3 separate regions of the Mus musculus genome follow, and all the other regions are linked to region 3. The links are chromatin loops, found by intact Hi-C in ENCODE. Cell type or tissue: heart. All regions are shown on one strand. Links, peaks and the distances in the headings refer to the core of each region. The heading gives the core; the rest is flanking DNA.

Region 1 (9,834 bases), core at 920-8,919, 280 kb after region 3:
GAGGGTGTTGAATTCTCCAAAATAGGAATTGCAGACAGTTGTGAGCCATCACGTGGTTGCTGGGAATTGAACCCAGGTTCTCTAGAAGAGCAGTGAGTGCTCTTAACCACTGAGCCACCTCTCCAGCCCCAATTTTTATTTTATTATTTTGTGTGCATGTATAGCTGTGTACCATGTGCATGCAATGCCCTGGAGGTCAGAAGTTGTTGGAGCCCCTGTAACTGAAGTTATGGGTAGGATGTGCACAACTATGTGGGTGCAGGGATTGGAACCTGGGTCTTCTGCATGAACAACAAGGGCTTTTAACCACTGTACCATCTCTCCAGCCCTTCTCTTCTGGCTTAAAACCATCAGGGCAGAGATTTTTGAGTTCTGAAGCTGAAGTCTCAATACACTTCCCTGGTTAAAAGCTTCGTGTGAGTGGGTGCTCATCTTGTCTCCTTGGCCCTTAAAAGGCAGAAAGTAGGGCTGATGTAGAGAGAACACCTCCCGCTGCTGGCCTTCCTTCCATGGCCTTCCTTGGACTCTCCCTGCCTCCACCACCCCCAGCTCCCGCCTCTGCCTCTACCCCCCAGTCACTCCCTAGTTTTAAGACAGGTTATCTGTGTAAACTGAGTCACAGGAATGGAAAGAGAAAGGGGAGCCAGATGTTCACTTCACCTCTACCTTTGCCTCCAACCCCAGCCTGCATGCTCCCTGCTTTGAAACCCTTCTGATGTACAGCTTTCAGTTCAAAAATCTTGGGGCACCAAGCAGTAGCCACCCTGGGCAGCCCACTTTAGTCTCCAAGGCAAGCTCTCTCATGGAGATGGGGGATGAGAAACAAAGACTAGGATGTTCTGAGAAGTCAGAGCATCCGCAGAGTAATTAGGACAGGAAGCCAAAGGGTAGCATGTCACAGGGGAGTGTCTCACTCCCTGCTCGTAGATTTAGAAATCTGGTGGAGAATATTTGAGAGCTGCATATGCACGTGCTGAAAAAGTGGATCCTTGAGCAGGAAAGGAAAGATCTGCTTTGTTTTAGCCATAGGAAGGGATAATGCAAAAGCCATTTTTATCTGAGGAACCAGTCTTGCAGACAAAACCGATTAACATCTTAAATATAGAGATACAGAAAGATAGCCCTGTGCCATTTCCTAAATGTAGAGGACACCTTGTTAATGAATTCACACGTAGTAAAACTAGAAAAATACTAAAACCGCTGAGGCCTGCGGAGGCCCCTCGGGTCCCGTGCTGGCCACGGATAAGCCTGCTCACTGAGCACACGGTCTCTGCTTTTCTGTGCTCTCTACGCTTCTATGTTTGGAACATGTCATTGTTTCATTACAAGGATTCTGTGCATTCTACACGGCCCATTGAGCGTCTGCACGGTAAGAGGAGGGAAGGGTTGTGCCCGACTCCAGTAATCACATCCTCTGTTCCTCTCTCAGGAATGTTCCTGGCTGATATCATTGAGAAGTACTTCGTCTCCCCGACCCTATTCCGCGTCATCCGATTGGCCCGCATCGGGCGCATCTTGCGTCTGATCAAGGGCGCCAAAGGGATCCGCACCCTGCTCTTTGCCTTAATGATGTCGCTGCCCGCCCTGTTCAACATCGGCCTCCTGCTCTTCCTGGTCATGTTCATCTTCTCCATCTTTGGGATGTCCAACTTCGCGTACGTGAAGCACGAGGCCGGCATTGATGACATGTTCAACTTCGAGACGTTTGGCAACAGCATGATCTGCCTGTTCCAGATCACGACCTCTGCTGGTTGGGATGGCTTACTGCTGCCAATCCTGAACCGCCCCCCTGACTGCAGCTTGGACAAGGAGCACCCAGGAAGTGGCTTCAAAGGGGACTGCGGGAACCCCTCCGTGGGCATCTTCTTCTTCGTCAGCTACATCATCATCTCCTTTCTGATCGTGGTAAACATGTACATTGCCATCATCTTGGAGAACTTCAGCGTAGCCACAGAGGAAAGCGCCGATCCTCTGAGCGAGGACGACTTCGAGACTTTCTATGAGATCTGGGAGAAGTTTGATCCTGATGCCACCCAGTTCATCGAGTACTGTAAGCTGGCCGACTTTGCCGACGCCCTGGAGCATCCGCTCCGAGTACCCAAGCCCAACACCATCGAGCTCATCGCCATGGACCTGCCCATGGTGAGCGGAGATCGAATCCACTGCTTGGACATCCTTTTCGCCTTCACCAAGCGAGTCCTGGGAGACAGTGGGGAGTTGGACATCCTGCGGCAGCAGATGGAGGAGCGGTTCGTGGCGTCCAATCCTTCCAAAGTGTCTTACGAGCCTATCACGACCACTCTGCGGCGCAAGCAGGAAGAGGTGTCTGCAGTGGTCTTGCAGCGTGCTTACAGGGGACACCTGGCTAGGCGGGGCTTCATCTGCAGAAAGATCACTTCCAACAAGCTGGAGAATGGAGGCACCCACCGAGAGAAGAAGGAGAGCACCCCGTCCACAGCCTCCCTCCCCTCTTACGACAGCGTGACAAAGCCCGACAAGGAGAAGCAGCAGCGGGCAGAGGAAGGCAGGAGGGAAAGAGCCAAGAGGCAAAAAGAAGTCAGGGAGTCCAAGTGCTAGAGGAGAGGGTAAGGGAAGCTTACGCTGGCTGAACACGGGCAAGTGAAAGCTTGTTTACAAACTTCCGAATCTCACGGACACAGAGCAGCTGCGGAGATGCTGTACTGGAAGACCTATACCAAACATAGTCTGCTTACACGTGACACGGTTGCATCCTGAGCGGTGACCTGCTGGGGACAAAGGACCCTGCTCCCTGGACTCACAGATTTTTTCTATCGCTTGGGCAGACGTTACTGCATGTTCCACACTCGGTCAATGCAACTTAGGAGTAAACTTAACAGGATACAAACAGAGGCGGCTGCCAGGACCAGCAGATCGCCGCTGCAGCCAAATGGATTCTATTTTTTTTTTCATTTTGTTGATTCTCAGAAGCAGAAAGCATCACTTTAAAAGTTTGTTTGTTCATGCAAACAATATTTGCATTCTTACATTAGTTAAGCTAAGCAGCAAAAAGAAACACACACACATACAGACACACAAAGACACACACAGACACATACACACACACACACACATTCAGCCTATGTCACTAATCGTCTGTTTCTTTAACATAACAGCATCTTCTCCACGTGGGTGGCACATGGTTTGGAGACGGTGGGGGAAACAATCAGGGTTTCAGGCTGAGGAGGACTTGCTCAGGCCAATTCCAAATATTGTGCTCGTTCAATGCGTAGAAATGACTTGCATGATGGCATGCTGTGTTCAGAAGTCATGCATGAGGTCCATACACCAACAGACACTAGCAATCCTGTCCCTCGCATTGGCTCAGCCTTCGGACAGGACCCAGCCCTGCACTGTTCACTGTATTTGGAGAAATGGTAAGAGTTCCATACCGGCTGCAATCCTCTCAGTGTACAAGTCTTTCATACACCTCTGGGTAGGGAGACATAATTAACCAATTGACCACTACCAACAAAAACAACCCAACCAAACAAGCAGATGGATCCGCTGCATATACATGTTTGACAGACATCTCTGACATACAGCCATTGTCGTACATTTTGCTGCTCTGTCCAATACATGGGGAGACTCTGGCCCCGAATGGCTTGTACTATTAATGTCACTGTAAAACCAAATCCTAGGGCTAAAAAAAAAAAAAAAAAGAAAAAAGAAAAAAAAAAGAAAAATACTAATAGAAAAAAGAGTTCATTTGTATCTTGCAATATCCTGTTGATTGTTTAGCCTTCATCCTGGAGAACTGACCCTGGGGTAGAGATAAAAGTGCTATGTATTGTAGCATGTTACCTCTAGGGGGCCTTTGGGGGGCTTACAGAAACCTTGTGGGGGGTTTGGGGTGCTTATTGCATTCAGTGTCATGTCTGTCTGCTTTTCTCCAGGCTCAGGTAGATACGGAAAGGGGTTCAGATATTCTGAACTGCCCTGTCCTGCAGAGGGGTTGTCACAAGCTCCTGGCTGCACGGTTCTTCCTGCTTCTGCCATATCCCTCCAGCCAGCAGGGCTCCCCTTCCCAGCCGCTCAGGGCTGGCAAGGACAGCAGTGTTGGCTGAGATAAGGCTGTAGGCTCTTCCATTTGTAGAATAACGCTCTCTAACAGGACCTGATGGAAAGATGGAGCTGCCTCTGGACAGAGCCCACTTGGTCTTGTTTCTACGACGGCTTTTGTGAGAAAGGGACTCAGTAGTCATTCTTTAGGGTGTCACAGCTTCCCCTGGCCTTTCCTTTCAGCTCACCTTGCTTTCTGCTTAGTGGCCTGCCCACTGTTGTTGGGGGATGGCTTCTAGAGGGGCGTCATATCTTCCATTCCATCCCCCACTTTATAGAAGACAGTTCTTAGTCCAGGGTGTCTCAGCTGACCACAAGGTCTCAAAGCCAAGATGCTGCACTCGAATGCCAGAAAGTCTCTCTGAACCAAATCAACACAAACTCTCCCTGAGCATAGTATGGAGGGAATCGAGTGGCCCATCAGTAGACACATCAGATGCACCAGTCCGCCTTGCAGTAGAAGCACTTTGGATGTAATCTCACAGTCCACCTGACTAGTTTTGCATAGAACAAACCACAGCCAGTCAGTGAGCAGAGCTTTCTATCTTCTTGGACCGGTAGACACTGTCCAACTCTCCCAGCTCAGAGAGTGTGTCCGTGTCACCACAGCTAGGACAATTCTAGAGCGCCACCTGCAGGCAACATCGCAAACAGCACAAAACAGGAGCTGACCTGTGGTTATTCTTTTTAAGAGAATTATAAATACTGTAATATATAATTTTATTTTATTGGCATGCCTTTTTGTAAATACAAATTACTAACTTATTAAATAGGAAATGGCTTCTGGCTTACGCCATTGTCATGGTTATTTTTATTTTTTATACTTTCCTTTCTTCTTAGAATTTAGAAGCTGTCAGCCAATGTATACCCCTAACCAGACAGACAGACAAAAAATTTTTTATTGCTAATGGTATTTTCCAAAACAACAAAATATATATATATTTTTGTTCCAATGTGCAATAAATTCTAACCACTTCTATGCAAGATTTGGCTAAACTCAATCATTGTTCTTAGATCTTGAGATGGGCAACAGCTATTTGATCCTGCTAGGAACACCAAGCGCCATGCTAGTAATGTTCAGCGATTAGATCTGACCCTCCTACCCCAGCTCCTGACCCAGCCCAGCAGGCTGTGCCTCAGTTTCTCACACCCTCCAACAGCCTCGCAGGGAAGAAGCCACCTCCGAGTCTGCTTGCTCTAACTTTCACTCTGATCAGACCTCTCCCAGCAATGCCCCTCACCTTCCATCTGTCCACCCAGCCACTCTCTGCCCGCCTCGCTCTCTCTGTCCCACTCCATGATCCTTTCTTGTGAACCACACCATCACCAGCAGTTCACACCCGCAGTTAACAGGCATCGAACCTTAAAGAATCAGCTACGGCAGGTTTTGGTTGGTTTGGTTTTGTTTTGCGTCCTCATTGCGTGAGCAAGTGGCAGGGCTTTGCCAAATATTCATGAAGCCTGTCAAAGAGCGGCAGCAGCCAGTACCACTGCACATATATATATAGATATATAAATATAATATAAATATTTATTTTTTGTAGCCGGGTCCTTGGTGCAGTATTTATATTCCACGATCCTCCTTTAAAAATAATAATAATAATAATAAAAAGGACAAAAAAGCAAAAAGTCATGTGATGCTGTTCATTTAAAACGCAGAGCCAAAGCCCCTGAGCAGTAGTCGCCATGACTACTGGTTGTGTGAAAACACTCCCTTCTTCCTTAACTTCCCTGTGGCTTAGGGTGAGAGGCTGGGAGTCACAGGGCAGAGGGTGGGAGCAGGAAAGCCGAGTCTGAGTGATCTGCTCTCACCATCTGGAAATGAGCCACTTGGGCATCTGAAGCTGCGCACAGAGAGACAAGCTCCCCCTCAGGGCCCCTGAAGCGACATAGAGTGCCCAAAGGGCTTCTCTCATCACCACAACCCACGTAAACTGTAAGAGACCCATAGTGTGCTAGTGAGTGCATGGAGCCTGATGCTGCCCTAAACGATACCTGATCTTTAGAAAAGTAAATCACTATTAGCCAAAAGGAAACAAAATTTACAAAACAAACAAACAAACAAAAAATACGGCCCTTTTTAACCACACAAGGGAAGCCCGTCTTGCTGTGTGTCTGTTTGACTTTCCAGTTATTGAGGTCTGGGAACTGGGACCCTGGAGCTTTGGGGAAGGAGAAAGGAAAACAGAGCCCCCCCCCCCCAATTCTAAGTAGGTACTGCAGAGAAAAGCCAGGTCCTGACCCCCCAGGTCCCTGCTTACTGATTGCATGTGGCATTACCCCTTAGACTGGACCCCCCTCCCTCACCGTTTCCACCCAGCAGAGCCCCCCAGAGATGACTTCAACCAACCTAGCTGGTCTGGCCTTACTTCTGCCTTGTTCATGGTTATGATTTAAGAAAGAAAGAAAAAAAAAAAACCTCTCCTGACCCCCCACCTCCCAAGGCTAGCGCAAGCACGCTGCCCGGCAGCTTCCAGTCCACCAGCTCGTGCTGGCCCTGCCTTCCATCCACTCCCATTATCAGACCGGCAGACTGGGGCTGTCCCCTTCACATTTGTGCAGGGGAGGGGGCATCCCTTGGGGACATCCCTCTCCAGGCCATGTCTCCTGGTCTAGGAACACTCAGGAGGATCTTGAAGTGCCCACTCTAGTCCACTCTAGTAGCTGAACTAGAGAGAGTCGGCTGGTAGGTCAGTCCCTGTCCTTGTCCCTCAGCTCCAGCCTCCAGGCCTTCTGTGGAGGTGAAATTGCCATGGGTCCGGACATGGTGACCTGAACCCTGGGCATCTTCTGGAACGATGCCTCTTTCTTTTCTCAGATGTTGCCCAAAGTTTTGCAAAAAGCTTCCTTCATTTTCAGGTACTCCCCCGCCCCCTAAAGAATTAGCTGCCGTCAGTCAGCCAGGGGGGTCAGGAGAAGAGGAAGTCTGGGTTCAGAGGACAAGACTTGCACCCCGGCCTGTGCTTCTTGCCTCTTCTCAAGACTGCCAAGATTTCCTCCATTAAAACACTCCTGAGGCACCCCTGCCCCTGACCCCACTGCTGTTTGCTGTACATAGAGGCTAAGTGGGGTGAAGTGGGCAGGTGTGCACATGTATGTGTGTGTGTGTGTGAAGAATGTACATAGGTAAAGGGGAGCGTGGTCCAGTGGTTCCAGAAGAGGGACAGAACTGTGTTCCATCCCTAGCTTGACCACTGGCTCGCTGTGTGGCCTTGGGCAAGTCACTTAACCTCTCTGTGCCTCAGTTTCCCCATCTGTAAAATGGGGGTAATAATACTGACCTACCTCACAGGGGTGTTGTGAGGCTTTAACTAGATGTTTTGTAAAGCGTTCTGAGATACAGAGACAAAGGCGCCAGGGAAGGGCAAAGTATTCTTTGGACTTGAGGAAGAGGAACTAGTACCATAAACGCTGCTATTCTGAGAGCCATTTTAAACTGCACTGCTCCACCACCCCCCGCTTCTCATCACCAGGACAGCAGGTCGAGAAATGTCTTTCCTTGCACTTGCTTCTGGGGTTTGTGATTCTTCTGATTTTTCCCTTTGCTGTATCTCCTTCCTTACCCCTCCACTCGTTCCCTGTTCTGTTAATGCGGAAATGGCAGAAATGCTTGAGAAATGAGAATGTATAAGTGGATTGGAAGTTTATAGTCTGGATTTTCAATTTTACTTTGTACTGTACATCTTTTTACTTTAGAATTTGCAATAAAGGGTTACGTCAATCTTGTTTTCAACTCTCCTCTTGGAATGGCCTGTCATTCTGTCATGGCTCTCTCGCTCCAGGCCCCTAACTCTAGGATTCCCTGGCAACAGACACTCCGGGGTTTGGTTTCCAGGTAGGGCTGACTCGTCCCTCAGAGGTGGGTGGGAAAGTGGCCCGAATGACTGAGTGGTGCTATGCGCGGGCACGCGGCCTTGCAAGTCACACAACTCCAGTTCAAGAGGCCAACTGTGACTCTAAGGAGTAGGGAGCAGTTTCCTGGTACACAGCAGACAGACGAGAGAGTATCCAAAAGCAGGGGCACGCGGGCGCTGGGAAACGCTGGGGACCCCGGGCCAGCTCCCTTGTCCCCACTTCCATCCAAGCAGCCACAGACTGCTCCCTCCTCCGCTTTAGGAAACTTTATAGCGGTGCGCCGCCGTCAAGCGGTTCACAGAGACGGGCAGAGGGGCAAGGGTGGCTGCGGCGCCCAGGACCGAGGCAGGAGCGGCTCCGTTTCCCAGCTGCAGGGCGTCCGAGCCGGCCTGGGCCGGGAGGCGGCGGCCTGGCCGCGGGCACGAGGCCACGCCGGGTCGTCGTCGCGGTTGTCGCCGGTGATCCACAGCGTGAGCACGGTGATCAGCGCCCCGGTGCACAGCGCTCCCAGGAAGCCGGCAAAAAGGCCGAGCGCCAGCGGCCCCACCCAGGCTGAGAGGCTGCGCGTGTACGGGGGCTGCGGCAGGCGCTCCATGATCAGATCCAGCTTGTCCCAGTCAGGCGCGGGGGCGGCGGCGCGGCGAGCACGCGGAGCCGGGACAGGGACCCTGGCGGGACCGGGGGCGGGACCCGGGACGGGGGCGGGGACCGGGACCGGGACCGGGGCCGGGGCTGGGGCCAGGAGTTGCTGCAGGTAATTTGCGCCGGTCCTCCGCAGCTGCAACGTCGCCTGCTGGTGGAGGTTCTTGGCCAGCTCCCGTGCCACATCCGGGCGGCCACTGCGCCGTAGGGCTCGGGCCACGCGGTCCCACGACAGGGACGGAGCCTGAGCGGCCAACCAGGTTGCCAGCGCCTCGCGGCAGCGGTCAGAAACCTCACTGGACTCGGATGTGCCCTCCCTCCCCTCCGAAGCCTGCGCGGTTGTGGCCCGCAGCGGCTCTCCCACCGAGTCCTGCGCCCTAAGCGAGGGTGTGGGTGGCTCGGGCGTTGCCCGCCGGTCCGCAGATAGCCGGACCAGCTCCGCTGCCGCCCGCCGCTGTTGTCCCACCGAGTCCTGCGCCCCACGCCGGGATGCGGGTGGCTCGGGCGTCGCCAGCAAGTCCTCAGATAACCGGGCCAACTCCTTGTCCAGGTCGGGCTCGGGTACCTCGAGGAGTGAACGAAAGTGGTTGCACTCCTCGGGGGTCAGCAGTTCCGCCAGGCGGACTGCTGTGTGGGGGCCCATGGCGTCCAGCGCGCTCGTGAGGGGCAGCAACCGGTTACAGAGGGCCAGGATCAGCGCCCACACCATGACTCGGCCTGAGGGAGGGGCTTCGAATGCCGAGGCTCTGTTGCAAGACTGGAGATTGTGGCGTAGAGGCGAGGAACTTTTGTGGAAAGCTGAACGCTCTAGGCAGAGACAACTCAGCTAGGGGGGGGGGCGCAGATCTGACTGCTCAGGGTCCAGAGGAACGAGGTTCCCAGCAGCTCTCCTTCCCCCACCCCTGCAGCTCCCCATTCCCACCCCCTCCACCTTATGGAGGGCAGGAACTGGTGACCCAACCCACAGCAATGGCTGTGGAACTGGGTAGGAATCTGGACCTTATATTGAAGTGCCTACTCTAACCCCACTGATACCCCAACCTCTTCTAATTCATTTACCACCCTTTGCCCTCTAACAGAAGCCCTGGACCCTCTGCTCACTATCAGCGTCCATATTCAGTCAAGGTCTCCCATGCCTGGTTGTTAGCCTGCTAGCACGTATGACTGCTAGTCTAAACCCTCATTTTAAATCTGAGCAAATTCCCAGTTCCCCCATCCACACACTGGGCCCACACTTATCTCACATCATTTCCCAAG
Region 2 (9,515 bases), core at 1-8,000, 51 kb after region 3:
CAAACGGAAATGTCACTCTAGGGTCAGGGCAGCAAAGTCCAGTGTGGCCTTTCAAACTCTGAGAGGAAGTGTGCTGTCCTTAGCCACGGATGGAAGCAGACTGAGGGGCTAGGCGCTTGGGACGCGGTGGGGCAGCACCAGGCTCTGGGTTGGGCCCTCAGAATTGTAGCAGCCTGGCAGTTGGCGCATGTGGATGGAGGTAGGGAGATGAGAAGTTTAAGGACATCGCTGGACCTTGTGTACACGACGAGTTCGAGGACAGCCTGGAGAACAACAGAAACTGAGCTCAGCCTTGAGCTGTGACTCTCGCCCCCCACCCCCACCCCCCTGCTGTGGAGGCCTGTTTCTCCAGCTCACACTTGCATGACGATTTCTCTAAGTTGAACAGATGTGACAGAAAAGCCCTGTTCACATGCCGTGTGGACGCTTTAAAAAGCGCAGTGAACAACATGTTCTCAACCCGTTTCCTCTCCTCTGCCCTCAAGTCTTAGGTCAGAAGGCATGAATTTATTTTTAGTCTGTGTCAAAATACACAAAGTTCCTGGGGATGTGATGGCTATAGAAAGATTTAAATTACATCCGTGATGTCTGTGTGCGTGTGTGTGTGTGCACGTGACCATGAGCATGTGCACATGACTAGGAATGTGACCACAAGTACATGCATGTGTATGCGTGTGCGTGTCCCCGATGTCTACTCATAACCTAGGGAGGAGACATGAGGCCTATGACTTACCGTATAGGTAATAACTTCATTTCAGAACAAAATGGTTTTAATGTTACCAGCGCATGCTTTCTTTCCACACCAGCTGAAAGAGAGGCAGCAGAAACAAAGACAATGTTTATGAGACTCTCCGTGGCTTTGTTTCATTTTTGGAATCTAACATTTATATAGATGGGACATGGTGGTGTTCACCTTTGTCCCAGCACTTGGGTGGCAGAGACGGACAGGTGTCCGTGAGTTCGAGACAAGCCTGGTCTATATCGAGTTCTAAGCAAGACCCCGAGTCGTTATTGCTGCCCTTCAGTGCTGCCGGGATGCCACAGCTCTTGCCTTGTGCCTTTCTCCGCAGTTTATCCCGATGCCAGTGCTCTACGGAGTTTTCCTCTACATGGGAGTCTCTTCGCTACAAGGAATCCAGGTATCGTGTGGCTCAGCGGCAGCCATGTCTCTTACTCTTGTGTTCACTTGTCCTGACCAGAGAGGCACAGTGCCCCAAGGGAGGCCTAGCCAGTTCCTGAGAAATTAGTTCCCCTTCTTGCCTTTTGGCCAAGGAATGTCTTCAGATATGAGGTGCAAAATATGGTCATGTTGAAACAGGAGTATTGGCTCCCAGAATGGCTTGGCTTGATGTCATAGCGCAATCACTTTTAATCAGTGGTTTTTTCGGTATTAAACTAGGGATGCTTTGCCAGATTCCTGTAGACCTGAACCTGAAACATTAGTCAGTAACCAAAGCAGTAAACTGGGGCATCGAGATGCCTCTGCGGGAAAGGAGCTTACTCCCAAGCCGGACGACCTGAGTTCCATCCTTGGGGACCTGTGGTGGAAGAGAACCAGCTGGAACAAGTAGTCCTCCGACCTCCACATGCATGCCATGGCGTGGTGGTGCTGGGGTGTGCGCGCGCGAGTGTGTGAGATGGGTGTGGAAGGCACGTACGCTTCAGCGTGCATGTTGTGGTCAAAGGACAACTTTGTGGAGTTGTTTTTCTCCTTCCACCTTTATGTGGACCCCAGGATTTGAACTCGGATCATCAGGTTTGTGCCTCAGCAAGCTTCTATTCCTGAGCCATATTGCTGGCTCCAGCCTGTCATAAGTCCTCTATCTAGAATTTTAAGAGGTCTCATTTGATCCTGTCGACATACTTATCCATCACATACTTCAGAGAACAAGCAAGAGAGTTGGGGTTTCAGGACTTGGGGGTTTGGGGGGAAGGGATTTGTTGAAACAGTGTCTTCTTCTGTAGCTTAGTTTGGGTTGGAAGTCACTGTGTAGCCCAGGCTGTCCTTGCCTTAGCCTATCTGTAACTACTGTATGTGTGACCACTGCTGGATGGAAGCGGTTTTGATAGTAAGCACAAAGATGCAGTTGGCTTGGGGTCACTTCCCTGGGAGCTTGCTCTCTGAAGCTGCAGTGCAGGAGAGGAGAAAGCAGCCTGTGCGTGGAGTTATCAAAGGTGGTTTCACCAAGTCATGTGACTTCCACTAACTGCCATGACCAGACTGCCTGTTGTTTCGCAACTCTGTTCCCATTTCTCTCCAGTAGAACAGTATTGGCTGCTGTTGAGCAGTCGGTAAACTGCTATGTCTGGGCTTAAGGAGGCTTCCGGCCTGAGACCACCCAGACACCAATGCTAGTCCTTCCTTCCAGTTCTTCGACCGTCTGAAGCTTTTCGGGATGCCTGCAAAACACCAGCCAGACTTCATCTACCTGCGGCACGTGCCGCTGCGCAAGGTGCACCTGTTCACGCTAGTGCAGCTCACCTGCCTCGTCCTGCTCTGGGTCATCAAGGCATCGCCGGCCGCCATTGTTTTCCCAATGATGGTAAGGTCAGGCTCCTGGTCCCCGACCACGCCTCTGCCTCTCGAGTGCTGAGATTAAAGGTGTGCAGCCAGGCTGCTAAGTGTGGCTCTTATTATTAAAGATTATTAATGCAGTTCTTGAGGATGTGGTAACTGTAACAGCACAGGTTTTCCTGTGTCCACCATTTTTAAGGGTGGGTCACTGGGATCAGCACACGGCTGTGGGATCCCCAGCAGCATCCATTTCTAGACCTTTATCCTGCAGAACAAACTCCAGACCCTGTGAACTGCCCCTTCTCCTTCTCCCTCCCTGCAAGCACGTAGGCAACCACAGTCCGGCGTTGTCTCTGTGGCTCCCGTTATCCTGGGTGCATCACACGGCACCGGGTTATTCCCGTTGCCCACGTTGTCTCATGTGTCAGAATTTCCTTAAGTTTGAAAAATGGATATTCTGCTCATTTATGTTATTGATTAAATGTCAGTTCCTGGGGACCTGACCCCATCTCTGACCTCCATAGGCCCCAGGCATACACATAGTACATACACAGACATACATATGAAATAAAACATATTTTTAAAAGTATATGGAAACAGAAAAATGAATAAAATAATGTAATGCATGAATAACGTAAAAAGCCTCAGTGCTGGGTGCCGAGTGCTAATGACGTGCAGTAAGCGGCTACCGTTGTGATCCTCACGAGCCCGGTGTTGCTTGGATGTCCCAGGCTGCTCAGAGAATCATTTTGCTTTCGTTCTGTGGGGGAGGCTCACTCTCCAGCCTGCTTCCTTCTCCTCAGGTGCTGGCCTTGGTCTTCGTCAGGAAAGTCATGGATCTCTGCTTCTCCAAGCGTGAGCTAAGCTGGCTGGACGACCTCATGCCTGAGAGCAAAAAGAAGAAGCTGGACGATGCGAAGAAGAAGGAGGAGGAGGTAGAGTCTGGTCTGGCTCCCGCCTTGTAGTTCAGGGTCTCTTTAGAGGGAGGGCAGGCTGGGTGGGAAGGGGGCAGGCGTGTCTGGGATCCCGAGGGTCGCACTGAGGGCTTCTTTCCTTCGGGAGGCTCCGACTTGTTGAGAGTATAAAATCCATCATTTCTGAGAGGGTTGGTTGTGCACCTGTTGCGGATGGTGCTGTGGCTGGCTTCATGCAAACACAGCTTGCACAGGACTTTCTGTCCTTCACCGCCCTCAGCAGTTGGCCTGGAGCCTATGGCCTGAGTGTGCACAGAAAGGCCATGCAGCAAGATGAAAACCCCAGGCCAAGAAGAAAGGGCTGGGAGTGTCCCGAGGCAGCTGCTGCCTGAAGAGCGGCCTTCCAGCTCTCTCAGTACTGGCAGGGTTTATGTCAGCTCGATAAAATCTAGAGTCATCAGAGAGAAATAAGCCTCAGTTGAGGAAATGCCTCTAAGAGATCTAGCTATAGGGCAGTTTCTCAATTGTGGAAGAGGGCCCAGCCCATTGTGGGCGGTGCCTTCCCTGGGCTGCTGGTACTGGGTTCTATGAGCAAGCCATGGGGAGCAAGGCAGTAAGCAGCATCCATCCCTCCATGGCCTCTGCATCAGCCGCTGCCTCCAGGTTCCTGCCCAGTTTAAGCTCCTTCCTTGACTTCCTTCAGTGATGAACAGCAGTGTGGAAGTGTAAGCCAAATAAACCCTTTCCTCCCCAACTTGCTTTTTGTTCATGGTGTTTTATCGCCATGATAGTCTCTCTCTCTCTCTCTCTCTCTCTCTCTCTCTCTCTCTCTCTCTCTTTCTCATACACACACACACACACACACACACACACGGCCTCCTTGTCGTCAGGTAGTCCTAACATTCTTTTTTGGCAACACTGGCATGTTCTTGTGCCCCGTGTTCCTGTACCTGGTCGTTGGCTCTAAGGATGCCCTCACATTTGGGTTCTTACCGTTTCTCAGTGCTGTTCCATTCTGTTATTTGAGGCCTTGAGCCCATGGAAGGGACCTAATTATATGAGTGGGAATGAAAACTGCCTGACACCTTGGTGGTAAAAACTAGGCGGGAAGACTCTTGGTTTACTTGGTAGAAGATATAGTTGTAAGCCAGGGTGCAGTAAAGAAACCACCAAAATGGTCACTCTGAAGAGGCCAGAGCCGAGAGAAAAGGGAAACCTTGCTGTAACTCAGAGCAGGTGCCTGTGGGGAGGGAAGCCTGGGCGCTAGCATCCACAGGTGTACCCACTGGAAACGGCCTCCTCAGGGCTGAGGTGTTCTGGAAACGCTGTCTGTGGGCTTTTAGCAATCCTTGTATAGTCCAGCTTGAGCTTGTTTCTAGACACATGCTCTCTCCTTTGGAATTTGGGGATAGGAGTTTCCTTTGGACCTGATGATGCCCCCCCCTTCTTCCAGGAGGCCGAGAAGATGTTGGACATTGGGGGTGACAAGTTTCCCCTGGAAAGCAGGAAGCTGCTAAGTAGTCCTGGCAAGAGCAGCAGCTTCAGGTAAAGCGCCATGTACCAGCCAGCTTGCGCCAGGGTTCCTGCGAGAAACTGCCCTGCGGAGCAGTGCAGCCGGCCCCACCTCCATCCATCCATTCCACTGTGTAGGAACAAACGCCTGTGGCGTGCCCTGCTCTGAGAGCCTGGTCCCATGTCAGGGTGTACTGGAGGGGATGCCTTTGTCCCCGTCCACTTCCTCCTGTTGCAGTTAGCTGATACACCAGGGTCACAGCACTGCTAACACACGGCCAGGCTCCAGGTGGGATCTCTCCACTTCTCCACCCCAAGTTGTTGTTTTCCACTTTACTGAGTCCAAGAGTGTGAGAAGTGCATTTCCAGTAGTTTTCAGCTGGTGGGTTTGAGATGCCTGGACCCAGGCCTGCCTCTGGGAACAGGCAGGAGGTCTCTCCCGTGTGGGTTACAGCATTTTAATTCAGGGAGCCAAGGAGAGGCTGACCTCGAAGCCCAGGCAGTCCTCGTTCTTTACCAAGGCTGTTGCTCACCACAAAGCACAGGGTCTGAGAGCCCTGTATGTGGTTCAGCCCTGACCTCGATGTCTGCTGGGAGGCTGCACACCCAGGCTGAAGAAGCCCAGAGGTGAGGAGAGCTAAAGAGTGGAGCCTAGCGGGTCACAGGGAGTTAGCTGATGAGTTATGAGACTCAATGTAGTTTATACCATGGATAAATCAGGCAATCTTTTCTGTGGTCTCTGAGGAGGTGTCCGTGGGCTGTGAGGAACCTTTGAAGTCTCTGGCAGTGAAGCAGGATCGGCTCCTTTTCCTGTGGGTGCAGGAGTCTCTCTGCATTTCAGGAGACCGTTTTCTGGGACCAAGGATCCTGGTTGGAGTCCCGACACTGCCACTGTTTGAGTCTTGATGGGCACTCAGCCCTGAAGACTTCGGGCTTAGCACCTTCAAAATGAGGATTATGAGCGATCTCTTTTGCTATGAGTGCTAAGCTAATAGACCATGAAATTCTTTTGTAAACTATAAATGGGAGAGATTCAGTTATGTAAACGTGGATGTAAAAGAGCGCCCTCCACATAGCAGCACTGGTGCCAGCATCCCTGGGAAGCTCGCCATGACCTGGGGCATCGGCCAGCCTACAGCCTTAGCGCTGCTCAAAGGCTGCCTTGCCTCTTCAGAGCTGGACCCCTCCATCCTCTGGCCTCTCTCCCTTCTGGTGGGGTGGTGTCAGGGCTGTGCCTGCCCTCCCTTCTGTGTTTGAAGTTCACTGCCTGAGCTTTGATTTCAGATGTGACCCTTCTGAGATTAATATATCAGATGAAATGCCTAAAACCACGGTCTGGAAGGCTCTCAGCATAAATTCCGGAAATACAAAAGAAAAAAGGTAAGGAGAGCTCTTGTTTGTCTTTCATTTTCTTCTGTTTTTTGGAAATTGGCGATACTGTTGAAGGTAAAATGTATGTTGCTTGTAGAACTGAATTTGTCTAGTAAGTAACAGAACTGTTGCTAACCTTACAGTAAGGCAAATAAAAATAAAAAGTTTCCAGATATTTGGAGACAGGCTGTTCTGAGCCGTCCCTCACTCCGGTCCCAAGGGCAGGCTGTAATTATTTTGGGATATGAATTTGCTTTACCGTTTGACTCCTTTAATCCACTGGGAGGATCTTTCTCAATTCAGAATTTTTGTCTCTTGTTACTGCAACAACAAAAACTGGAAAGCTGCTAAAAACCTGGATCAATACTGTTAACACTAATAAACAATATGATAGTATTGGCCCAGACTTTAACCTACTTAGCTTAGATTCTGAAAAGAGAGTTTTGTTAAACATGACAGTTTTCTTATTCTGCAAAGAAATTTCTCTGTATAATAACAGCATAGATCAGTTATAATCAGATTATTAAAGAAAATTGGAGGTGGCTTTGCCTACATTAAAGGAATGCAGTGCATAAGTTACTGATTTTGGCCCAAACACTACTTACATTTAAATCATCAGAGAAATGAAGGCAAAACTCCAATGTCTTGATACTGATAACAGTTTTTGTTAAAAAACAAGCAAGTCAGGAACCAGGAAAGCTGGCCCGCCCTGCTTTTATCTCCGCACATAACCGGGCAGGCTGCTGCTCCTGGTGTTCAGCTCAGCTGCAGGATGGGGGTACTATCAAGGTTGTTCCAGGAGCAGAGAGCTCCTCGGAGTCGTGCCCACCAGCACATGGTGTGGCAGCTTCTTCACTGAATGGGTTAAAATAGATCTGAGCTGAACATGAGTGAACACAGAATCTTGCTTCCCTCAGAGGAAAATCCAGGCAGCTGTGGGGATGTATAACACATGTGGTTATTTTTAGTTGAGAATTAGTCTACTTGTAAATGAACTTAAAATACAGCCAGATCCAAGTAGCATCTTCGGAGTGCTGAGAGAAAGAGCGCGCACTTTGTCTCACTGTGACGTTGTTTCTCAGCCCCTTCAACTGAGAGTCTCTGCTGAGTGGAAGATTTGGACCATGAGGTGCCTCGGAGAAGTTCTGGGTTTTAACAAAATGGCGAGTCTCTCCGGGAAGAAGCCGAGCTGAGTCTGGCCCCGTTCTTGGTCATCTCAAAGCCATGCCACATGGAAGCATTCAGTCACTCCCGGTGTGCGTTTGGAGGACATCCAGCTACCCACATACCAGCAGCCAGGCGCCAGTCGGGTCATGGTGGGGCCGCCTCCCGCTGCCTCCTTTCCTCTTCCTTCTCTCTCTTCAGAGCTGCCATCATTAAAGAGCCAGCTTCCATTTTCAGACATTTTCTCTGATACTCTGCTGGCCTGGTAAGCCACACGAGTCCATTCTGTCACAGAGGATTCCCTCTTCCGAACGATAGCCTGGGGTAGTGGCAGAGGCAGGACAAGGGCAGGCTCTCCAGCAGCCTGTGCCTTGGTTTCCTTTCTGCCTGGGAAGGGGATGTTGGACAGGCAGACACAGTAGCAGGTCTGCTGCCTGAGCTCCACCATCCAGGCATCAACAGCAACCACCACAGTGAGCTGCCTCTGGCCTGGGGTCATCTGCATCACCTCCAGAAGCAGTGGGCATAACGTTGTGAGTCCTTGGAAGATGCGGGGACAGCATGAGAGCAGGAGTTTAGCTGATGTCAGGAAAGGCCTAGGGGAAGCCAGCAGCGCTCGGAGTGTGAGCATCTTTCCCTGGAACGAGAGAAAGAGGAGCCTAACTTGCTATGGAAGCACTTAGGTTTCCAGGCCTGGAGATCTGTTCCAGGTCTGTTTTTTTAAGTCTAGGAAAGTCTTGCTGACAGCTGTTTGTAGGAAGGAAGGTGGATCGGGGCTGCTGCGGCTGCTCTGTGTGAACTGTTTGACTTGATGCTGCTACCTCTCGTGGTGACATTGTTATAACACCCTGGAGAGACCCGAGTGCTCATGGATGTCCCTTAGCTGCCTTAGTCGGGAGAACCATCATCATCCACTCGGTGGACCCAAACCGCCATCAGCCATGTGACTTCCTAATCATGGGTTTCTTTTGGTTGACAAGTTCTGGCTCAGGTGTAAAAGCCACACGAAGAAATGAGCTGTAAGCGGTGGCATCACTTTGGATACTTAGTTTAAAAGTATATGTGTGATTTTCTATGTTCCAAAACTATCATGAGTTTTTTGGCCCGAGCAAGTGTAGACCTCCCCTTCCTTTGTGCCCAGACTGTGACTAGTGAGCTGGGACAGTCTCTGTCCAGAGACCACACACACACAGTGAGCTCTCTTCCTCTCCTGGCTGAAGAGGCTCTACATCATTCGATCACAGTTTGCTCCCCCTCAGACTCGCTGAAACATCTAGTCCTTCTCTGAAGGTCTTAGGTGTCGGGGGCCACCCCGTGTTGCCCGTTCCTCCCTACCTGTCAGGACCACTGCCATATTGATGCAAGATATTTGACAATTGATACAGGACAGACACGAGCCACACAGAGCCGGTGTCTTCTGTAGAATAGTGGTGGGCACTGCTGTTCAGGGCCTGTGGGATGAACGTGACCCTGCTTCCGATCCCAGAATGGCCTCTGGAATGTGGGTTTGTCTGGTCTTTACTCATGGGAGATGTGCGTTCCATCTGAGCAGCCACCCTGGCTTGCTCTCAGGTAGCACATACTGCAACAGGTGGGTTTCCTAGAAATCAGTGGACATTCAAGTCTCTGTTAGCCAAACAGCCCAAGCATGTCACTTGAGGACAGATTTAATAAGCATAGCCTTGCCCACCTTGGATTAGGAGCCGGCCTGTCAGTGGGAAAGGTTTTTGATGCCTTCCTGGCCCTCCTCACACTTCTGGAACTCGAGTCTTTTCTCACTGCTTGCATTCTCTGGGAACACCCCTCTCTTCCCGGACTGGTTTCTCCTCTGTTTTTCCTGCCACCTTCTGTGTAGGGAAACTGATGACTGCTTCACCCTGCCCTGGCCTCAGTGCACTTGAGAGACATAATGGTGAGGACCCTGACGTATGAGGGAGCCAGTGACTTGTCACTGAAACTTACTCTTCCCACACGATGACGCTTGTGCAGCCTCCTGTGAGCTATGCCCTGGGCTGGAGGGTGGAGGCTGCTCTCGCCCG
Region 3 (9,611 bases), core at 1,612-9,611:
TAGGGTCAGCTGGAGAGCCCAATGCGAGTGAGGAAGGAACCCCTGGCTGGGTGCCAAGGATGGGGACAGACGAAAACTGATGGACAAAATAAGAAGCTTTTGATGAAAAAAAAATTGATTGCAATTACAGAACATTTTCTCAGATGTTTTGTTTCTTGCATTTTGTCATTTTTTTCTCACATTCACACTCACACACTCACACATTCACACTCACACATGCACACACATTCACACTCACATGCATGCACACACATGCACTCATTCACTCACACACACTCACATATACTCCCTCCCACACAATGCACATACATTCACACACACATGCACACACACTCACACTCACACACATGTACAGACATACACACTCACACATCCACATTCACACACATGCACACACATGCACACATTCACATATACTCCCTCTCACACAGTGCACATACATACACATGCACACACTTTCATACTCACACTTTACACACATGCACACACATTCACACTCATACACTTTACACACATGCACACACATTCACACACATTCACACTCACATATTCACATTCATACTTTCACACACACATGCACATACATGCACACATTCACTCACACACATTTATACAAATACACTCCCTCTCACACACACATGCACACATTCACAACCACACACTTTACAGACATGCACACACTATAACACTCATACACTTTACACACATGCACAATCCACACACACACATTCACAGACACATATTCACACTCACATTCACACTCACACACATGCACACACACATTCACTCACATTTACACAAATACACTCCCTCTCACACACACATGCACACACATTCCCACACATAAAGACTTTGGTTGAGGGTGAAACATGAACAACTGTCATACTTTAGGATTCGAACATTGAGTGACTAGGTGGCCATCTTAATTTGTGTGAAGTGTACTTTACAGTGTTTACACACCGATGGCCTAGCCTTCTAGAGTCTCTTCAGAGCCACTCTGTCCCTGGCCATGTCTGTTTACACTATGCAAATTCCTGGGCTTTGTATATTTACCTGGAAAGAGACTTAAGAGATTTGTTGTGTATCCAGGAGTTTAGACCTGCTTCCTCCTCCCGGACTGTAAGACTCACCAACACTAAAGAGCTGAGAGGAACAGAGGCGAGCTCGGGAAGACCAATGAGGCGGGGCCTTAAAAGCCAGGGAAGCTCCCAGGCATCCCGAGGGAAGGATGGACGCCCACGCGTGGCCTCCGGGGTCAGATACGGCTGACCTCAGCCCAAGCGTCTCTGTCTCTGTGCACTTGCTGTTTTGGGTGGGTGACCTGGGTCAACTGACACCGCTAAGTTTAAGCTTCTCATCTGTGAAATGGGATCAGAGTCTATCTCAGTCTGCCTCACAGAGTTGTGGCTTGGATCAGGTGAAGTTGTCCCGGTGGTTCTGTGTGTGTCTGTATGGCTTGGAAAGGGAAGACCAAATGAGCCCTGGGAGAGGAGCCTGCAGTGTCAGACTCTGCTCCTGGCATACTTTTGTAATTCACATAACTGGCCTGAAGATGGCGCACTTGACCCTCAAGGGCCACAGGTCCTGCCTCTTTGCAGCTAAAGGGAAACCAGATCTAGGGAGGACTCCTGGAAATCCTTGCCCTACCCTGCCCTCTCCTTCCGTGGGTGGCTGAGATCTGTCTTGTGGGGACAGTTAGGTATTTGGGCACATCCTCCCTTTGGCCACCACCTTTAGCCATCTTTAATGAACACTCTGCTTTGGGTTTGTGCTGTAATCCATCCCACCTTCTGGTAGCTGCACGTTGCCCAGGAACTCCTGAGCCAGACAGGCTCTCTTTGACACGCTGGACTCTTGGGCTGTCCTTGGCTCCACAGAGCGCCCTCTCTGGTGTAACCGTGTTCGTTCTGTCACAGCCTTCACAGTAGCTGCCATAGCTTACAGTGGTCTCTTCTACTTGATTCCTGTCTCCTCACTAAGTTCCGAGTTCCGGGGGGTTGGGGGGTGGGGAAGCTTTTCTCATTGCTGTTTGTCCAGCACCCAAGACACAGGATACAGAGCTCTCAGTAAAGCCATTTTAATTAACAAATAATGATTGAATCCCTGCTTAGTGACTGCCTGACCTAGACGTTGCTTGGTTTCTCCGTGACTCAATTTTCTCATTAGTGAGACCGAGAAATAACAGAGATGCTATGACTACTTCGATAAATGGCACATTTATTTCACTAGGCCCTGGTGCCTGGAGGGATGGCTCCCTAAAACCTTTAATGGCATGATATATATATATATTTGTGTGTGTGTGTGTGTGTATTTTTTGGTTTTTTTTGAGACAGGTTTCTCTGTGTAGCCCTGGCTGTCCCAGAACTCACTCTGTAGACCAGGCTGGCCTCGAACTCAGAAATCTGCCTCCCTCTGCCTTCCAAGTGCTGGGATTAAAGGCGTGTGCCACCACCCCCCGGCTAATATTATTATCATTATTATTATTATTATCATTATTATACAAGGAAAGTAAAGTTTGAATCTATTATCCAGCTGTTGTGGTTTGTATATGCTCAGCCCAGGGAGTGGCACTATTAGGTGTGGTCCTGTTGGAGTAGGTGTGTCACTGTGCGAGTAGACTTTAAGGCTAGCTGCCTGGAAGCCAGTATTCTGCTAGCAGCCTTTAGATGAAGATGTAGGCCTGCCTGGATGCTGTCATGTTCCTGCCTTGATGATAATGGACTGAACCACGGAACCTGTAAGCCAGCCCCAATTAAACGTTGTCCTTATAAGAGTTGCCTTGGGCGTGATGTGGTGGCGCACGCCTATAATCCCAGCACTTGGGAGGCAGAGACAGGCAGGTTTCTGAGTTTGAGGCCAGCCTGGTCTACAGAGTGAGTTCCAGGAGCCAGGGCTACACAGAGAAACCCTGCCTCCAAAAACAAAAAAACAAACAAAAAGAGACAGAGTTTAGAGCTTACAGGGTTCTCCCTATATTGACAGATTGATCTCAAAGCCTCCAGCATCCTGTCCAGCTTCCCAAGTGTGCCTCCTGCTCCCCTTCAGCATCAAGTCTGTACTGAGTACCTGGCTGACCTAGAGTTGTGCCCTTCACTAGGACTGGTTGGGATGACTGTCACCGAGTTGCTTCCCCACCCCACCCCACTGTTTTTTTTCCTTTAGATTTATTTTTTGTATATGAGAACAGAGTCACTGTCTTCAGACACACCAGAAGAGGGCATCAGATCCCATTACAGATGGCTGTGAGCCACCATGTGGCTGCTGGGAATTGAACTCTGGACCTCTGGAAGAGGAGTCAGTGCTCTTAACCGCCGAGCCATCTCTCCAGCCTTACCAGAACATCTTCTAATTATAACATTTCTTTCTACTGCTCTTTTCACTACTGTTTTCCGTGTTGGACCGACTGTGGCTACTCTGCATGTTACCACTCTCAAATCTTGGCCCCAGACTGGAGATGTTTGCTCTCTTCACCCTGGCAGGTGTGTGCGCACACGCACAAGCCGTGCTGTGCACATGGAGGTCTGAGGTCAGCTTGCAAGAGTGGGTTTCTTTTTACATCGTGTAGGTCCTGGGGGATCAGATTCGGATAATGAAGCTTGGTGATGAGTGGTGTCACCTGCTGAGCCATTTCGCTGAACCTCAATACATGTATAAATAGATTGAAATAAACATACATATATTTGCAATCTTCTAGATGCCTAGCAACCTCTGAAGCTATGTGGAGTACAAAGGCATAGAAAGAAAAAACGTTGTGAGATGATAACCAGGCAAGGTTCCTTTTATAGATGATCAAAAATAATGATGTGAGTGATGGCTGGAGAGATGGCTCTGGGGTTATGAGCACTGACTGCTCTTCCAGAGGTCCTGAGTTCAAATCCAAGCAACCACACGGTGGCTCACAACCACCTGTAATGGGATCTGATGCCCTCTTCTGGTGTGTGTCTGAAGACAGCGACAGTGTAATCACATACTTAAATCTTATTTAAAAAATGATGTGCATGCATGCACATGCGTGTGTGAGTGTGTACATGTGCACATTTATGTGTGTACTCATGTATAAGTATGCATGTGGAGGCCAGAGTTTGATGGCAGACACCTTCCTCAATAGCTCTCCACTATTGTTGTTGTTGTTGTTGTTGTTGTTGTTGTTGTTGTGTTGTTTCAAGACAGGGTTTCTCTGTGTAGCCCTGGCTGTCCTGGAACTCACTTTGTAGACCAGGCTGCCTCAAACTCAGAAACCCGCCTGTCTCTGCCTCCCAAGTGCTGGGATTAAAGGTGTGTGCCACCACTGCGAGGCTATTTTTTTTTTTTTCTAATGTGCATTGGTGTTCTGCCTGCATCTATGTCTGTGTGCTACATTTATTTCTTGCACCTGAGGAGCTCAGAAGAGATGAAAAAATTCCCTGGGACTGGCATTCTGGATGGTTATGAGCCTCCATGGAGGACCCGGAACCCAACCCAGGTCCTCTAGAACAGCAACAAGTTCCCTTAGCTGCTGAGCTGTCTCTCCAGCACTCTCTGACAGAATCTCCCACCAAGTCTGCAGCTCATCATGGATTGGTTGAGACTGAGGCTGGCTGGCAAGCTCCGGGGACTCTGCCGTCTCTACCTTCCCCAGCACTGAGATCACAAGCTTTTGCCTCCAGACCCAGTTTTCCTAGGTGCTGCGGATTGAACTCTGCTCCTCACACTTATATGGTAAGAACTTTTTAGACCGAGCCATTTCCCCAGCTCCAGAGACATTAAGGCCCAATCTTGTTTCTTATTTTGATTACAGTGTGTACTGATGATATGTGGAGATTGAAAAAAAATATTTTTGTGTGAGATAAGGTCTAACCAGGAAGTCTAGGCAGGCTTGAACTTGCTGCTATCCTGCCTCAGCCTCCTGAGGGCTAGATGAGCCTGCACCACCATAAGGGTTGAACTTTGACATGTACTGGGTCATGCTCCTTTCTGCAGTTTTGGCAGAGGCTGAGATTGATTGCCACGATCCCTTTCCCCTCAATGGCTTGGACTCACCTCCACTCTCAGGAGACAGAAGACAAAGGCCCCTTTCTTTCTCTCAAGCTACGGATGGTTAACCTACTCTGTTTCCTTTTAAACTCAGATCAAGTCGAATGCCTTACTCCTCACTTTCCAACCTCGCCTCAGATCGGTTAGTTCCGCTGCTGAACAATAATTCGTCTTACAGTATGTCTTTTGGACACGTTGAAATCACCCTCAGCTCAACCCCCACTGTCTGCTGTCAGTCTTAGACTGGGGAGACCCGAGTCTCAGCCTCTTTGACTGCTTCCTGTCTGCTGCTCTCTAACGCTCTTCAATCTGGCCACTAACTCAAGGGTTAAAAGTAATTTTAGAAGGCTCTCTCTTCTCATTACTTCCTCCTGCCATCTTGGTTTCGGAGGGAAATTTTCTATTAATTTAAAACCCATCTTCCGAGGAATAAAATCAGAACAGGTAAACCTGACACTTTCCCAAGAGTCAGGTGCAGCTGCAAACAGAGGCAGGGATTTTCAGTTCCTAGCAAGCAGTAGGAAGGACCTCGGAGCCCGGAGGCCCCCTAAGGGGGGAGGCGGTTTCTAAGGCAACCGGCGCGGGGAGGGGGTTGGCTCTCTGGCGCCCTCCTCCCTTCTTCCTGGTAGCCCAGGGTACCGCCGGACAGCGTCCTCCCGTGCTCCGCGCGCTGATTGGCTGCTCGGGGCGCCCTCTGATTGGCTGCTGCGGGCGCCTCGCGGGCTGATGGCTATGAAGGTGGCGCCGGTTGATGGTTGACCGATCCTTGGATCCAGGGTAGGGGTCGCTGCGCGTGCGATCGTCTCACACTGGACTACAGGGCGCGGACTGCTGCAGCTCAACCTGGAACCTACCGGCGAGACCAGGCTCCGCCCGGCCATGCCCGCCGGGAGCAACGAGCCGGACGGCGTCCTCAGCTATCAGGTGGGCCCCGCCTCCCGCTCCTCCCCGGCTCAGCCTCGGTGTTCTGCCCACCGCCCCGCTCCTGCCCCAGCCGGGGTTCCAGGCGTGTCCCCGAGGGCAGGGGGGAGGCCCGCACGGGACGCCAGGGGGCGCTCCGGGTGGCCGGGGAGGGTGACCTTGGGCCGAGCCCGGAGCCGCCGGCACTGCAGCATCCCCTGCGTCGCCGGCTGCCCGGTGTCCCGGAGCAGTGACCTCTGTCCGCGGGTCCCGGTTGGCGGCCCACACCGGCTTCTGGCCTTGCCTAGTTATGCTGTAGGTGGACGAGAGGGAATCCAGGGACCTTGCGCGGGTCTTTGTGTTTTGACTCTGTTTCCTCAGTGACTCAGAGGAAACCTTGCAAAGACCGGGAGGCTGGGAACAGCCCTGAGAATGTAGCCGGCTTTGTGGATCCCTCCGTGCTGCCCAGACAGCTGACAAGTTCTGGGTATGGATGCACATGAACCAGGGGAGCCGTGAGGTGTCAACAGCGCCGACACCACCAGCCTTACCTAGAACAACAGGGGCGGCTAATGTTAGGAAGCATTGGACTAGGTGTGAAGGGTCAGTGGGTACAGGTTCCAACCTGCTTCTCATAGGCTTCGCGATCTGAGTAAGCTACCTGTCTCTTGGAACCTCGGTTTCCCCATCTATTAAAATGGAAATATGTGTACGGTTTACTTCACAAGGCTGTTTTAAGGACTCCGTGAAACACAGTTTATTGTGTGATATCCAGTGAGTAGTAGCTTTTTGAATTCTCACACCGGCTTTCTTGTGAAACCCGATCAGGTGTGGTTACTGCTGTGCCAAGAGGGTTTGAAGGAGGGAAGGGAGCTGAGCCGGAGACTAGTACCGAAGCAGGAAGGGTGGCGGGTCTTGGAAGCAAATGCCATGTTGACATCAGGAGTGGGTTCTGGGAGGAGGCATGGAGAACTTCCTGCATGTGGTGAATGAAGTGGGCATGACACACCCTGCCCCTCTTCCCGGCAAGTAGCCTTTGCTTGCCAGTCACAAAAATAGATCTAAGATCTTGGAAAACCTTTCCCCATCTGATCTTATGACATGCTATGTTATAGTCAACCTTTGTTTGGGAGACAGTGAGCAAAAATAGGCCATGCTCTTGCCTCTTCCAGCTGGTAGAAAAGGAGAATTAGCGTTTTTGTTTGTTTGGTTGGTTGGTTTTTTTGCCTTTGGCGGTTCTGGGGATGGACTGCCTTCTACTTGCTATGCAAAGGCTCTACCACTGAGCCATACCCTGGCTAGAAGTAAGAATTGTGTGTGGATGCCTGTGTGTGTGTGTGTGTGTGTGCCCGAGCACTCATGTGGTGGCTGGCCAGAGTTTGATATCTGGTATTCACCTTATTTATTCATACATGTTCTTACACTGAACATCAGCTGGCCATGAGCCCTTGGGATCAGCCTATGGTGAGGTCCTCTCACCCGCCCCGAATGCTGGTATGCTTTAACACGGGTCCTGGGAGTCTGGATTCAGGTCTTCATGCCAGAACAAACACTCTACCTTCCCTGCTTCCCAAAGTCAACCAAACAAAACACTGTAGTCCTAGTCCTCCTGAGGCAGGAGGATTGTGTGTTTGAGGTCAGCATAGACTACATCATGAGACCCTGTTTCAAAAAAAAAAAAAAAAAAAAACAACCCAAAACCAAACAACAACAAAAACTACATAAAGGAAATGTGTCATCATAAACTCAGGTGCTTCGGCAGTGTCCCAGACAGCCCTGTGAGAGGGTACGTGACTCAGACCATGGGAGAGGTTTCTAATGAAGAAAATTTGGGCAAAGGTCTGAAGAGTGAACATCAGCTGAAGGAAAGGGGAGGTCGAAGAACTTGGAAACAGAACAGGAATTTCAGACGTCCTGTGGCAGATGTGGAGCAGGTTCTGGAAGGACAGTGTGGTGCAGCCACAGGAGCCACGGGGGAATGAATGTAAGGTGTGTTCTGGGTTAGTAACATAGGGAGACACCGTGGCCCCTGCTGAAGAAGCTGGTGTTTACCCGAGGACCAAGAGTTGTCACTGGTGAGGGGGCTTGAGACAGAAGATGGGGTCCCGATCAGGCTAGGGTGTGTGTGAGGAGATCTGTCTATAACCTGCAGAATGTGTGCTGGCTGTATCAAGTAACACTTGGGTTCTGTTAGTGGCCTGTAGAATTGATTCCTTTGTGTCTGCACACATTGTAAGTGTGTTCTTTACAGTGGGTGATGGAGTGGGCTGGAAAAGGGCTGTGAGGTCAGGTAAGGGAACTTGAGATTTAGGGAGGGAGGAGAATAAGGGCTGAGAAAGGAATGGCAAGGGTTTGAAGGGATAGTTAGCCAATGGGCGGTCACCGTAGTGACCACGCCCTCTGTGACCACGCCTCCTGAGCCCGCCCGAGGGAGGGACTGGACCTTGCAGAGCAGGTGAGCTGTTTGAGTTGTTGAGAGCAGAGGTTCAAGACACCACAGTTGCACATCCTGACTCCATCCCGGACCTTCTGACGTAACTGTCCACAGCTGCCCTCCATCCGGCATCCAGAGGGGGCTTAGAAACACAATACAACACATCGTGTCTTATCTCAAAACCTGCCAATGGCCTCTTGAGCAATTTAGAATAAAATCCAAACTCGGCCATACTTACCAAGGTTTGACATGGCCAAGGCTTCGGCCAGTCTCCCTGGAGTCCTCCACTCTGACCATGGCCTCCAGCTCTGACTTCCTTTGCCTTTCTTTGGTATGACGTGTTCCTTCACAGCTCGGGATCCGTCCTCTTTCTAGGACACTCTTCTGCCTCATGACTCACTTGTGTCTCCTGACCTCCACCCCTGAGTCAGAGATATCCATAGGATTCTCCTTGTGTTCCTTCCCAGCAAAGAGTGAGTGTGAGTGTACTTGTCTTCATATCCTGTTGTCTCCTTAGCTGGAAGTTCCAAGGGGCCCCGGAAGAGATGGTCCTTTCTAACTCTGCCTGGTGTCCGGTCAGTGCTTGGCTGCTGGAAATGAAGGGCTCGTGGGCCAGAGACAGAAGTGCCTCTCCTCATGGTCTACTGAGCAGGATGTTCACGAGAGAATTTGCAGGTGGTCGCTGACCCACACGTCCTGTACCTTGGCTCAGGTTAGCCATGGGATCTTTCCTCTCCTCTCCACTGAGGAAATTCCTTTTTGACCTTCTAGGCTGGCTTCCTGTAGCTTCACCAGAATTGAACATTCAGGCTCCCTGTAGGCACCACCTGCCACGGGTCCTTAGGCCTTCACCCCTTATGGACCACTCAGGCTCCTGTCTGCATTTACCCCACACTCCCCTTTATTTGCTGGCACTGCCTGCTTTCTGAGCTCCAGGCACCACTAGGTTCACCTTTCCGTTCATCTCATGGTCACCTTTTCTTCTTCAGTTACAATGTTGAGGGTTGAACCCGGCCTCACTCTGTGACTGAACTACTCCTAGCCTCATATCAGCTCACTTTTTCTGTAGCTCCGAGAATTATACACCATTACAATTCCTACCTCTCAGATGAAGAAACTGAAATGTGGTGAGCTGAAGTGTAAACTTCTAGAAGGGCCGAGCCATCTCTCTCTGAAGGCTGCGCCCTCAGAAGCCATGCAGAGCATCCATCCCATGGCTGTAACCTCGTGTTAGAGCACCTGGCCCTGAGTAAGCCCTGGAGGT

Evidence for each region. Peaks named below come from ENCODE experiments on the same cell type or tissue, not always from the same donor. Only the 100,000 strongest peaks of a DNase experiment are listed, where the experiment ranks them.
Region 1: it touches region 3 in a loop (3-fold over the local background); 15 of 42 quality-filtered maps call a loop at or near these places.
Region 2: a loop joins it to region 3, with 2.3 times the contacts of the local background. A loop is called at or near these places in 5 of 42 quality-filtered maps.

The regions. Positions count from the first base shown.
Region 1 is chr15:101,038,112-101,047,945 of GRCm38, forward strand. It overlaps Scn8a (sodium channel, voltage-gated, type VIII, alpha), which reads left to right. Exons shown (of 26, transcript NM_011323.3): 26 at 1,430-7,827. The coding sequence ends at 2,577. Among named protein-coding and RNA genes, the nearest start is that of Fignl2, 11 kb to the right of the region's middle. In heart, for the core only: CTCF peaks have their summits at 1,757 (motif pointing left), 4,718 (motif pointing left) and 8,719; DNase peaks (open chromatin) are centred at 4,680, 6,610 and 8,670; H3K4me3 peaks cover 2,046 bases; H3K27ac peaks cover 985 bases; H3K27me3 peaks cover 7,387 bases.
Region 2 is chr15:100,808,225-100,817,739 of GRCm38, forward strand. Slc4a8 (solute carrier family 4 (anion exchanger), member 8) reads left to right here. Exons shown (of 25, transcript NM_021530.2): 20 at 1,071-1,139; 21 at 2,370-2,543; 22 at 3,319-3,450; 23 at 4,883-4,974; 24 at 6,226-6,321; 25 at 7,395-9,515. The coding sequence ends at 7,407. It overlaps Gm41401 (a long non-coding RNA gene), which reads right to left and starts at 7,408. Exons shown (of 3, transcript XR_875664.3): 1 at 6,918-7,408; 2 at 734-806; 3 at 1-263. In heart, for the core only: no CTCF peak of the experiment used is centred there; a DNase peak (open chromatin) is centred at 207; H3K27me3 peaks cover 2,876 bases.
Region 3 is chr15:100,756,038-100,765,648 of GRCm38, forward strand. It overlaps Slc4a8 (solute carrier family 4 (anion exchanger), member 8), which reads left to right and starts at 5,710. Exons shown (of 25, transcript NM_021530.2): 1 at 5,710-5,937. The coding sequence starts at 5,893. It overlaps Gm52175 (a long non-coding RNA gene), which reads right to left. Exons shown (of 3, transcript XR_003951485.1): 1 at 8,586-9,611; 2 at 8,357-8,489; 3 at 6,652-6,889. In heart, for the core only: CTCF peaks have their summits at 5,619 and 6,051 (motif pointing right); a DNase peak (open chromatin) is centred at 5,694; H3K4me3 peaks cover 1,453 bases; H3K27ac peaks cover 1,142 bases; H3K27me3 peaks cover 4,123 bases.